Linked DNA regions of Homo sapiens: all the other regions are linked to region 2. The links are chromatin contacts, found by Hi-C or POLR2A ChIA-PET in ENCODE. All regions are on one chromosome and are shown on one strand. The core of a region is the stretch at or near the end of the contact, and the rest is flanking DNA. Distances in the headings are between cores, read along the strand shown.

Region 1 (4,367 bases), core at 1,544-4,043, 2.0 Mb after region 2:
CTCTGTCGCCCAAGCTGGAGTGCAGTGGCACAATCTCGGCTCACTGCAACTTCTGCCTCCCGCCTCCCGGGTTCAAGCGATTCTCCTGTCTCGCCCTCCTGAGTAGCTGGGACTATAGGCGCATGCCACCACACCCGGCTGATTTTTTTTATTTTAGTAGAGACGGGGTTTCACCATGTTAACCAGGATGGTCTCGATCTCCTGACCTCGTGATCCACCCGCCTCGGCCTCCCAAAGTGTTGGGATTACAGGTGTGAGCCACCGCGCCTGGCTTTTTTTTTTTTTTTGAGACGGAGTCTCACTCTGTCGCCTGGGCTGGAGTGCAGTGGCACGATCTCGGCTCACTGCAACCTCCACCTCCCGGGTTCAAACGATTCTCCTGCCTCAGGCTCCTGAGTAGCTGGGGTTACAGGTGCCCGCCACTACCCCCAGCTAATTTTTTGTATTTTTAGTAGAGACGGAGTTTCACCAACAAGGCTGGTCTCGAACTCCTACCTTGTGATTCGCTCGCCTGGGCCTCCCACAGTGCTGGGATTACAGGCGTGAGCCACCGCACCCTGCCAGTTCTATGACATCTTATCACCTGTGTAGATTCTTGTAACCACCACCACAATCAGGATACAGAATTATCCATCAACACAAAGATCTCTCTTGTGCTACCCTTTACAGGTACACTTCTATCTCCCCATCAACCCTAACACTAGACAATCAGAAATCTCTTCTCCATCTCTATAATTTTGTGATTTTGAGAATGTTACTTAAATGAAATCATACAGTATGCAACCTTTCATAAGGCCCAGTAGATATTGCAAGATTCCTCTTGTAAGAAACCATCTCCTTTTCCCACGCAGTTTCTTAACTTTCCATAATGTTTCTTTTTTGCGGGGAGTGGGGGGTCGGAGTTTCACTCTTGTTGCCCAGGCTGGAGTGCAATGGTGCGATCTTGGCTCACTGCAACCTCTGCCTCCCGGGTTCAAGTGTTTCTCCTGCCTTAGCCTCCTGCTTAGCCTCTTGAGTAGCTGGGATTACAAGCACCCGTCACCACACCGGGCTACTTTTTTGTATTTTTAGTAGAGATGGGGTTTCACCAAGTTGGCCAGGCTGGTCTCGAACTCCTGACCTCAGGTGATCCACCCACCTCAGCCTCCCAAAGTGCTGGGATTACAGGCGTGAGCCACTGCACCCGGCCAATGTTGACTATATTTTCAAAGGCAAAAACCAAGGCAAGATATGTCCATCTGTACAAGAGTATCATAGCAGCATTATTGCATAATAGGCAAAAACTGGAAACAATCCAAACATCCACCAACGGGAGAATGGATAGATGAATTGTGGCATACTCATACAATCAAACACTAGACAGCAATAAAACAGAAGGAATAACAGATGCACACAACAATATGGAGGAAATCTTACAGGTACATTGAGCTAAAGAAGTCAGGCACAAAATAGAAAATAATGTATAATTCCATTTACACGAAGTTCAAGAACAAGGAAAACTAATTGATGGTGATAGAGGTCAGAATAGTGGTTAACTTCGAGAGGGGGTATTGATGGGGAAGGAACACAAGATAACTTTTTGGGGTGCAGGAAGTATTTTATATCTTGATCTGGATGGCGGTTATACAAATGTACATATATAGATACATATATATTTAATTAAGCTTAACATTCGTGTATTTTATGCACTTTATGAATGTTATACCCCAATCTTTAAAAATCAGGGCACAAGTTTGGCAAAGATGAGTCTTCAAAGCAGTAGAAAGGTCAATTGTTTAAAATTAGGATGGTCTTGGACAATTAGGGAAGCTTATGATGACCACACAGAAAATGTCTAGCCCACCTTTTCCAATGGGCAATGTGCCCTTGCGTCATTAATTTACATCTTGTAAATTTATTTTACCAGGAAATTGTGTGACAAATCAAGGGACTGAGTATTGTTTCCTTGTTTCCTTCTTTTTAGTGGGGAATGAGTGAATGGTGCAGTTTGAAGAACACATTAAGTCTTGAAAGTTGGAAAGTTCACCAGTACCCTTCTTTCCCTCACCCAAGATTAGCCCTGGTGGCAGCCGAAATTGCTTTTATTATCTCTTTGTGGCTGAGGACCTCTAACTGTTGAAGAAAACATATTTTACACGTCTTGTCTTTCTGCGAACAGGAAGCCTATCTCGCTTATCTTTGCAACCCCAGACGGGGCTTAGTGTGACCTACACACAGCAGTAATCGCACAACGTCCCGTGGAGCACTGCTTCTCAAATTTGGCTGTACATACGAATCACCTGGGGAATTTTAAATTGTATTGCTGCCTGAGGAATTTTAAACTGTACTCCCAGAGATTCTGATTTAATTGAAATGAGGTGAGTCCTGGGCACTGGGATGTTTAAAAACGTTCCAGGTGATTTTAACGCGAAACAAAAACAGAACCGCTGTTTGGGGGCGTTCTTCCTTCTCCACGCCTGATTTGCGCACAGGAGTCGGCTGTCTGGAACGGGGGTGAGGTTCACAGGTGTCTGTCGCCACGCCTCTTCCTACAGAACCAATAAACTGAAGCCGCTCGGTGACATCCCAAAGGACTTGAATTCTGATCGGGCTGCAGACGCTCTGCACCCCGCCCAAGCTTCTATGGTACTTTGGTGTCCTCTCTAGCACTGGCAAGTCGCCTTCCTCTTCGCCCGGCGCCAGCCGCTCCCTCTCTATGATCGCCGAGTTCCCGGCGCCGTCTCGTTGGTATTTAATTCCGGAAGCGAGTTTGAATCAAAGAAGAGGCGGGACTTTCCTCCCGGAAGTAACCCACGTGCTTCCGCTGGAGCCTCTCGGGAGGCGGGTAACGTTATAGTATTTGTCAGAAGTTGGGGTCTCCGTGGGCATTGTGATCCGTCCCAGGCAGTGGTAAGTGACACATGACCTCTGAATTCAATGTGGCCCTGATGATGGCGTCGCCATTTCAGAGGTGTAGCCTTTGGGCTGGGTCCCGGTCGCCTCTGTTCAGCGTATGATCCCATTCCCAGGGCCCTGGAGGTTCAGGTTCGTGGGTTAGAGAGTTCTCCTCCGGTCCTCGATCTCCTGAATAGAGGTGACCTCCAGGAACTGGGGCATCAGAGATCCGGGGCTCGATTTCCAGGCTCGCCATAGACGTCCTGTGCGACCTTGGGCTAGGCCTCAGTTTCCACATCCGTGAAATGGGGTGGTTAAGCTCACTGAGGTTAGTGGCCCGTGGTGGTCTGGCGCCCTGTGAGTCCTCTGTATCCTCTAGCCCCAGGGGTAGGAGAGTGAACGGCGGCGGTGGGTGCTGATGGTGATGTCTGCTCCCAGGATTAGGAGGCCAGAAGGAGATCCCTTCCACGGTGCTAGGCTGAGATGGATCCTCTCAGGGCCCAACAGCTGGCTGCGGAGCTGGAGGTGGAGATGATGGCCGATATGTACAACAGGTAAAGAGAACTATGTGCTACCCTGTCTTGGAAAATAAGTCTTGGTCACCCTTATCGAAGGTGAATGACTTATGACAAATTCCTTCCTGAATGTAGGGGAGCCTGAGGCCCATGCTTACCCTCCCCACACCCACCTTCAAGGTTGATCCTAATGTAGATGCAGTAAAGGGTCACTAGAATGAGTTGGGCATTTAGATGGGGATGGAACTGGCAATGCAGGAGCCAAGCAGGAAGAGAAACTCCAATCCAGGCTCTGGTTAGGTTCCAAGAAAAGCTGAGTATTTGCCTCTTGACAAATAGCACATAGCCAGCCCATTTAGTAGTTAACATTTTAAAACCCTTTATTCTGTGTCAGGCACTTGTTAATCTTCAAAATAATCCAGTGGGTTAATTTTATTAGTCCCGTCTTAAAATGAGGAAATTGATGATTCTAGAGGTTAAGTAACTTCCTTAGGGTCGGCAGCTGGTCAGTAACAATGCCAGAACTAGCACCTCAGTCTGATTCTGCAACTAGTGCTCATAACCATTTGGCAAATTTGGGAACAAATCCTGGCTCCACCAATCACCAGCAGTATAATTGGACATGTTACTTGCACTGTTTGACAATTGGTTTCCTCATTATGAAGAAGACATAATGATACCTACCTCATAGGACATCATAAATATTAAATCTAAAAATATATGAAAGCCCTTAGCCTCAAGCCCAACACTTAGTGAAATGTCTGCTATTTTTATTGGCTTAAGCTCTCTTGATTGGTTGGTTTATCCTGAAGGCTATAAATTAGAAGGATTTTTAAGTGTAGACTGTGAGGTCAGATGACCTGGCTTCATAACCCAGCTCTGTGTGATCCTTAGAAAATTACTGAGCCTCTGTTTGCCTTAATTTCCTCATCTGTAAAATGGGGATACATGTCTCTTAGGGTTATTGTAAGCATTGCA
Region 2 (4,119 bases), core at 1,520-4,019:
ATCCTGCCACTTCACTCCAGCCTGGGTGGCAGAGCGAGACTCCGTCTCAATAAATAAATAAATAAATAAATAAATAAATAAATAAATAAATAAATAAATGAATAAGCAAGCCGGGCGTGGTGGTGGGCGCCTGTAGTCCCAGCTACTCGGGAGTCTGAGGCAGGAGAATCGCTTGAATCCGGGAGGCAGAGGTTGCAGTGAGCCGAGATCGTGCCACTGCACTCCAGCCTGGGCAGCAAAGCAAGACTCTGTCTCAAAAAGAAAAAAGAAAAAAGAAAAAAGAAAAGAAACCGACTTAAGCATAGACAAGTAAATGACTCAAGAACATAGGCAAGTAAGTGACCGGAAAAGGACTTAAATCCACTCTTTGTCATTAATATACCTAGCCTATGGTAAGTCTATACTACGGTATTAATTTTCCATAGCTGCATAACTAATTACTATAAACAGTAGCTTAAAACAACACCTGTTCTATCCATTCACGGTTTATCCGTTCATCTGTAGATGAGAAGTCCCACATGATGTGACTGGGTTCTCTACTCAGGGTGTCACAAGACTGAAATCAAGGAGTTGACCAGCTTGAGTTCTCATCTGGAGGCACTGAGGGGAAAGCTGCTTCCAAACTCATTCTTGTTCTTGGCCAACTTAGGTTTCCTGCAGTTGCAGAACTGAAGACCAATTTCCTTGCTGGCTGTCAGCTGAGAACCACCCTCAACTTCTAGAGACTGCCCGTATATTTTTGCCACATGGTCCCCTCCATCTTCAAGTCTTGTGTTTTGAGTCTCTGACTCCTTTCTGCAACCAGCTAGAAAAAACCCTCTGCTTTTAAAGGGCTCAAGTGATTGGTCAGGCTCACCCAGATAATCACATATTTTAGAGTAACCTGTACTATATAATATCACCTAATAACAGGTTATAAATTAATATGATGAATTTCATAGTCCCAGGGATTATGCAGGGTTTTGTGGGGCTGGGAGGGTGTTTTGTGGGTCATTTTAGAATTTTTCGTACTTCAACTACCAAGGGAAACCAAAAGGGTGAAATTTAAGCTAAACAAATGATAGGCTCTTGAGTCTGAAAAAACTGTAAAGTCACCTAGTTTAGGCGTGACAGCCACAAACATCTCATTTCAGATGTACTCTTAATCTTTCTTGAGAATGACAGTCTATACTCATCCTCCATTTTAAGCCTATTGTTTATAAATTCTAAACTAAGGTCATGGCGCTTTTATTTCAAATTGTAATGAGTCCATGCTGGCTCCTTATTTATGAAGCAAGTGAATACAAAGCATTGAATTATTCTAACAGCCTTATGGAGTTTATATAAAACTTTTTTTTTTTTGAGACGGAGTTTTGCTGTTGTTGCTCAGGCTGGAGTGCAATGGCGCAATCTCGGCCCACTGCAACCTCCACCTCCCTGGTTCAAGGGAGTCTCCTGCTTCAGCCTCCCGAGCAGCTGGAATTACAGGCGTGCACCACCACGCCCGGCTAATTTTGTATTTTTAGTAGAGACGGGGTTTCTCCATGTTGGTCAGGCTGGTCTTGAACTCCCGACCTCAGGTGATCCGCCTGCCTTGGCCTCCCAGAGACACCGCATCTGGCTAAAACATTTTTCAGTGAATAAATGCAAGAGATGAAAATTATGAAATGGGAGGTGGAGGAGGAATAAAATCAGCATATTAGAGATATTATTAAACCACAACTTGCTTCTTAGAGTTTGAGGGAAGCCTGACTTAATTCTTTTTTTTGACTATATATATTTAAAAATGAAAAATGCCAAGATGGTATTCCAAAAATTGAGGTATATTTTTAATGCTAGGTTTAGCAAATCAATGCTTTTAACAAATACTGTACAGTGACTCTATGTTTACCTCATGTGGAGGTAGCATTGAAAGTCTACATTTGAAGCCTTTACAAATGGCCTTCCTTACCTCTTCTATATATCCTGGATTTCAATCTGAAGATATCTGTAAAAATCACAATGTTTATATATATCTACCTTGCAAAATCTGCCTTTGCACAAGAAAAACAAGTATATTTTAAAAATTTATGGCAGTATTGTTTTTAATAATGAGATATAGAAAAAGGTAAAAAAGCTGATAGTTGTCAGTTTGATTACATAGATTATGTTATAACCATACAATCCAATACTGGCGAACGTGGATTAAAAAGTATGATAGGTCTACATAACTGCCATGAAAAAAGTCCATAATATGTTTTTAAATGAAAAAAGCAAATTGCAGGGAACTTAAAACAACAACAACAACAAAAAACCCTGAGAAAAGTGATTTATCACTTCAGTTTGTAAACAAGGGCCTTGCCTTATCACCTTTGTAACATTTGTAAAATGCCTACCTCTAGCTGAATCCATATGATCTTTGTTACCACGGAACAAATACTATTTTATTATAATTATGTAGAAAAAAAGAAAAACGTCTTCCACGGCAGCCGAAATAGCTCAGTTGGGAGAGCGTTAGACTGAAGATCTAAAGGTCCCTGGTTCAATCCCGGGTTTCGGCAGCGCTTCCGTTTTAGGCGTTAGTCATCACTACATGTGATTTCTGCAGTTAACAGGGTCTTTCTGCAGTTAACAGGGTCAACACCCTGTGGGTTCTCACGCGGGCTGGGGCAGTTAAGGGAAACCTTATCGTCATTTTCCCCTGGGAGGGAGGATACTGGGGACATATGTCTTACCTTTTAAACTGCCCAGTACGAAGTTACGCCTCTGCCCTCACTTGGGACCTGGTTTGAGACAAGCTCTTCCGGAGCACTGCGCATAGCTCACTTTCTTGAGCAACCCTGTGTCCCCGCACCCCGCTCCTCTTCTTTCGGGTTCTAGGCAGCCGTGGGCGCTGCGACCCTTCTCTCACTGTCAGAGGGGCGGGAGCTCTCGGCCTGCGCCGCCTCCGCTGCCTGCTTGGTCGCGGGCTTGCCGGGAATGGTGACAGCCCGGGCCCCCTCTTGGCCAAAGAAGTCCTCGAAAGCGTTCGGCGCACGGGCTTTGTCCAGCTTTTTAAACCGTAACAAGGACCGGGGCCGGGCGCGGTGGCTCACGCCTGTAATCCCAGCATTTTGGGAAGTCGAGGCGGACGGATTACTTGAGGTCATGAGTTCGAGACCAGCCTGGCCAACACGGTGAAACTCTGTCTTTAAAAAAGAAAACAAAAACAATAACAAGGACCCTAGAACAGCTCTTAGGTGGGGCGGGAGACAGAGATCGGAAGCCCTTTCTAGTTTAAATCTACACTAGGGTTAGAAGACCAAATACAGGACGTCCAATTAATTTCCTTTTTTTTCTTTTTCCTTTTCTTTTCTTTTTTCTTTTTTTAAGATGGAGTCTTGCTCCCATGCTGGAGTGCAGTGGCGTGATCTCGGCTGACTGTAACCTCCGCCTCCCGGGTTCAAGTGATTCTCCTGCCTCAGCCTCCGGAGTAGCTGGGATTACAGGTGCCCGGCTAATTTTTGTATTTTTAGTAGAGACAGGGTTTCACCATGTTGGCCAGGCTGGTCCCGAACTCCTGACCTCAGGTCATCCTCCTGCCTCAGCCTCCCAAAGTGTTGGGATTACAGGCACGAGCCACTGAACCCGGCCAAAATTTGAATTTCAGAGAAACAACAAATACTTTTTAGTATAAACATGTCCCAAATATTGCATGGAATATACAAAGTACATATTTGTTGTTTCTGTGAAATTGGATTTAACTGGACACCCTGTATTTTTATTTTCCAAATTGCAAGTCACTTGTACATCATATCCTTGCACCCCTCTGAACCCTATGCACCACCTTCCCCACCCCAGCAAAGATATCCAGACGCTGTATGCAGGAAGAACTGAATTTCAGAGGACACCGTTTGATCTTCAACACCTGGCAGTTTACAAAACAGGTTTGTATCCATTGGCTAATTTGTTATCAGCACCAACAGAGAAGCTCCTGGCAGAGATCACTAGGAAACACCCCGGGAATCGGCCATCCACCAGTTTCTAGGCTTCCAGAGTTGTCCATGCTTGTCTGGCATGGGGGCGGAGGTCAGTGGAACTCGGAGGATATGGATTGAATTTCAGTAGAAAGCCTCATTAAGATGATGAACCACAGCCGGGCATAGTGGCTCACGCCTGTAA
Region 3 (4,393 bases), core at 1,828-4,327, 2.1 Mb after region 2:
TGGCTCAGAGTTTATCTACATATACAAATTTAGAAAGTGATGTCAGAGGGTAGGAGAGAATATCTGGACTCTGCCCAGAGAGTGGCAATTGCCCTCGCTGAGGTTGTTCAGAGGAAGTTTGAGGAGAGAGGTCTGTGGACAGGCAGGGACTGCATTGGAAGGTGGTGCTCTTGAGGACTAGAGGATACTAGCCATTGTTTGTGCCAGGGGAATGATGGAGTGCAGCTCACTTATACTGCCCTCTTTGGCAAACCCTCTTTCCCTAACCTAAACATATCCATCTTCCCACTCTGTCCATAAAAACATCCATAGGGTGGATCCTGGATATCCAGACTTGCTGATGATGGGAAGGAAAACCACCTCCAGCATTGGTACTTGGGCAGTAGGATGCAGGAGATCCAGTTCTATGCTCCCTCTTCCCCTCAAAGCAATGTCTCATGGCTGGCATCCCCAGACCCTGGACTGGTCCTTACCAGCCAGTTGACTGGACCTCAGAAGGGTTTTGAGCAGTTAAGTGAAGCCATCCAGTGGGAACCATGGAAATAAACTCTTGCAGGAGAATGGCGATGGCTTGGAAGCAGATGATGCCTCTGTGAGAGATGATGAGTGTCTGCATAGAGCAGTGGCCACGGATAGATAGGAGAGATATTAAGGGGTGAAATCAATAGGACATGATTGATTGATGTGGGCTGAATTCTTAATGCCCTCACTTAGATGGCGACGCTGGCCTCAAATCTTTCCACTTTCTTCACCACCCTGTGCTCTAGCTGGTTCCTAAATGTTATTGTTTTGTTGAGGTTCCGTGCCTTTCAATGTGCTGTGCTAGCATCTGCCTGGAAGACCATTCCCACACTCCAGAAATCTTGGGTTTCTTTGTCTGTCTCTCCCACAAGAGAATGAGCCCCTTGAGAGCAGGCACTGAATCTCTTCTCTACGAATCCCGGCACTTGGCACAGAGCCTGAGGTACCACATGTATTTGTTGAACCAATCAGTCAATTAAAAAAAAAAAGGTGTGAGATGATGAGGAAGGAGGCGAAGAGAAAAGGATGAAGACATCGGGTGCACCGTCAGACCTTATTATAATCACTTCTCTCTCTGATGTTACTCATTAATCCTCATTGGAGCCACGCAGGAGAGTGATCAGAATAGCATCTGCCTTTTCTAGCTGCTGGAATTCGAACCAAAGAACATGGGAATGGTTCAGAGGATATTCTAATTTCCTGTCCCATCAGTTCAGTAAGACTTGTGTTAGTGGAGGCCACGTCTTCTGCAGACATTGATGGGAGATGTGGAGTGGAGGCTCTAAGAGTCAAGAGAGGTAACAAGATAAGGTGGACAGAACCCTGGACGACCTGCCCCGTGTCCCGTGCTTCAGTCCTGGATGTACAGATAGCCCATGAGCTAGATCTTTCTGGCAGGCTCCTGCAGATTAACATTCTAAAATCTGTCTCTTTACTTTGACTTTTTTCTGTTTCTCCCTTGCTACTTCCACACTTACTGATCCCCCCAGGAGACTAAAATGTATGCCAGAGCAGAAGATAGGGCATGCATTAATTTCAGAGTCTTTGTGTCTTGCAGTAAAATAGAAAATCTTGCATCTTAAGCCCTGTTTGTCCTGGGATGCTATATTTTTGTGGATTTTCTCCCATAAATAATGTTATTTTAAGAAAAGACTTGTTTTCTCTAATGTCCAAATGTTTGTTAAGACGGGGTGATGAGAGCATACGTTTCAGAGTTGGGAAGGTACTGCAGCTTTGTAGAATGACCGTGGGCAAGTTCCTTTGAAATTCCTCCCCAGAGCTGCTTCTCTGGCTCTGTCTACATAACTGCAGACTAGAAAATCTACTACCCTACAATCTGCCTATAGCACCTGCGCCATGCAGGGACCTCATACACCCATCTTATACTTCTTTTATGACAATTCCTATAATTAAGGTACTATTGTCCTCGTCTTACAGGTGGGGCAGCCAAAGAGCTTGCCTCAGGTTGTATAACTAGTGAGTAGCTTGGGGTACAGGACCCCAGCCACCCTTCCTCCATTCAGTCAAGTCACTAGGGTGGTTGCAGACTTTTATCTTTTGTGCTTTGGTGGTGAGCTGGAAAATCCTCAGTTCTGGCTGTCCCCTATCGTAACCTCTATTTCTTCCTCTTAAAAAAAAGAGGAGTGGGCTTGGAATAGCTGGAGTTCCTGGGCCCTCAGGGGATCCAGGTAGCTGGGGTTGGGAGTCTGCAGACTGCATCTAATACGCAAGAAGCTCTCCCCAAACTGAGCTTTTGGCAAGGAAACGGCCACACAGGCCAAAGAAGACGTCAGCTCACGTGCTCTGGGCTGGAAGGATAGTAAGGCAGCTGCTTAGTAAGGCCTCACGCTGATCACAAGCTCCGATGAGCAATTATATATGTCTTTGATTAATAAAAAATGGGGCAATGAATGGTTAATCAATGCAGTCTGGCGGGAAGGCTCTTTCAGAACCTGGGGGGCGGGGGTGAGGCAGGGAGTCATCTAAGGGGTTTTTGGGAGTGAAAATATGGGGCAGTCCTCCAGGGGATGGTTTCTGAAAAGCCCTCAGTCCTGGTTCTTGGCTTCCTGATTCTGTGGTTGGGATTTTTTTGGCAGCTCTGGGAGTGTGAAACTGGGAGAGACGGTTAAGCTGGTGAGCAAATAGGAAAAATATGTTCCCTGCCAACCCAGCGGTCAAGGCAAAATGCACAAATAGAGTGTGTGTGTCCCTATGCCCTCATGTGCTGTCTGTGTGTCCTCTGGGTGCTGGGTGTGACATTTTCCCTAGGTGGGCCTGAGCGAGTAACAGCATTCAACTAACTTGGTTAGGGGAGGCAGAGGCAAGGGGGCTGGGAGGCTGAAAGGCAGCGAGGAGGGAGGGAAAGACACCGCTGGGGTTCTAGGGGGTTCTAGAGGGAGAAGTTTCAAGAGGGAGAGGTAAAAAGGGCGCGGGAGGCTGTGAGCAAGGGAAAAGAAGAAGGAAGTGATGGAGAGTGGGAGGTCTGCCCCAGCCCCTTCCGGGCGGGCAGGAGGGGGCGGAGGCGAGCAGGGGACTGGGAGGGGCTGCGAGAGGCGCGAATGCGAACCTGGCCCGTGCGGAAAGGGCGCGGAGAGCCCCGGCGCGGAGCAGGCGGGTAGGGCGAAGGGTCCCCTTTCGGGCGCCATGGGGCGCCGAGCGCGGCCTGGCCCCTCGGGCTCCTCTGCGGGGAGGGCAGGCCGCAGGCTGGAGCGGGGTGCGGAGGCTGGCGGGGAGCGGCCCCCGGAGGCTTTCCTGGTAGAAGTTGATGCGAGGAAGGGCGGCGGGGACCAGGTTTGCGAGTCCTAGGCGAGGGTCATGGGAGTTGGGGGTATTTCTGGCAGTAGAATGGCCTGCGTCGTGACTAAACTAGCCCTGTGACCTTGGGCAAGTTCCTGAAATCCATGGGAGCTTTTGTTTCATTGTCAGTAAACTGAAGATAACACCAACTTGGCAGCGGGAGTTTGTGTCTTCTGTATGAAATCTCCCTGCCTCTGCACCTGGTTGAGTTGCTGTCATTATTTTAGGGGACGGTATTCAGAATTCGAGCGCAGGAGCTCCGCTTCTCCACCTGCTCCCGGGGAGCTATTGGGTAAGTCGTTTATCTCACCTGTGACTCCAGGTGGCCATCAAGACCTGCCTCTCTACTTGCCACGTGGTTACTCAAATGCAGTGCCTAAGATGATGTATTGGAGTATTTATTCCCCACATTTGCTGCCAGCGGCCATGATCATCCTGCCTCTTAATGCACCTCACAAATAACTCTAGTCTACCTTTCCCTTTCCCGCAGGCCTCCTCTTCCAGCAGCCTCTATCTTTATTCTACAGGATCCAGAGAATCACCCGCTGATGGTTTTTGCCCAGGCCTGAAACAACCAGAGAGCTACGGGAAAGGAAGGGCTTGGCTTGCCAGAGGAATTTTCCAAGTGCTCAAACGCCAGGCTTACGGCGCCTGTGATCCGTCCAGGAGGACAAAGTGGGATTTGAAGATCCACTCCACTTCTGCTCATGGCGGGCCAGGGCCTGCCCCTGCACGTGGCCACACTGCTGACTGGGCTGCTGGAATGCCTGGGCTTTGCTGGCGTCCTCTTTGGCTGGCCTTCACTAGTGTTTGTCTTCAAGAATGAAGATTACTTTAAGGATCTGTGTGGACCAGATGCTGGGCCGATTGGCAATGCCACAGGGCAGGCTGGTAAGGGCAGGGATGACTTTTCTAAGGAAGTTAAGTCTGGCTCCCACGTGGTGGCAAGGAGCAGGAAGGACTCTGCCCCCTGCCCACCCCTCTTTCTATGATGAGAGGAAGGGTCAGCAGCTCTCACCCCACTTGATCTGGGAAGTGCCTGGGAGGGAGGCACCAGCTCCTGAGGGGTAATTAG

What was found. A loop is a pair of places that touch in the nucleus more often than their neighbours do. ChIA-PET counts read pairs that join two places held with the same protein, here RNA polymerase II (POLR2A). Pooled maps may share reads with other maps.
Region 1: a loop to region 2 is called in a pooled map, with 4 times the contacts of the local background. The contact joins the promoter of TIMM10 here to the promoter of LINC02739 in region 2. A Hi-C loop is called at or near these places in 6 of 50 pooled maps.
Region 3: a loop to region 2 is called in a pooled map, with 2.3 times the contacts of the local background. The contact joins the promoter of SLC43A3 here to the promoter of LINC02739 in region 2. A Hi-C loop is called at or near these places in 2 of 168 maps with a recorded cell type or tissue (CD4-positive, alpha-beta memory T cell and endothelial cell of umbilical vein) and 11 of 50 pooled maps. POLR2A ChIA-PET finds 5 or more read pairs at or near these places in 1 of 52 experiments (PC-9).

The regions. Positions count from the first base shown.
Region 1 is chr11:57,529,180-57,533,546 of GRCh38, reverse strand. TIMM10 (translocase of inner mitochondrial membrane 10) reads left to right here and starts at 2,793. Exons shown (of 3, transcript NM_012456.3): 1 at 2,793-2,889; 2 at 3,313-3,428. The coding sequence starts at 3,358. RefSeq lists an enhancer at 2,614-2,793.
Region 2 is chr11:59,564,780-59,568,898 of GRCh38, reverse strand. It overlaps LINC02739 (long intergenic non-protein coding RNA 2739), which reads left to right and starts at 2,769. Exons shown (of 5, transcript NR_187292.1): 1 at 2,769-3,884. TRF-GAA2-1 (tRNA-Phe (anticodon GAA) 2-1) reads left to right here and starts at 2,447; the gene lies at 2,447-2,519. RefSeq lists enhancers at 2,474-2,973, 2,949-3,128, 2,974-3,475.
Region 3 is chr11:57,425,805-57,430,197 of GRCh38, reverse strand. It overlaps SLC43A3 (solute carrier family 43 member 3), which reads left to right and starts at 3,077. Exons shown (of 14, transcript NM_199329.3): 1 at 3,077-3,136; 2 at 3,546-3,610; 3 at 3,846-4,209. The coding sequence starts at 4,026. RefSeq lists a silencer at 2,958-3,317 and enhancers at 3,560-4,352, 3,461-4,393, 4,353-4,393.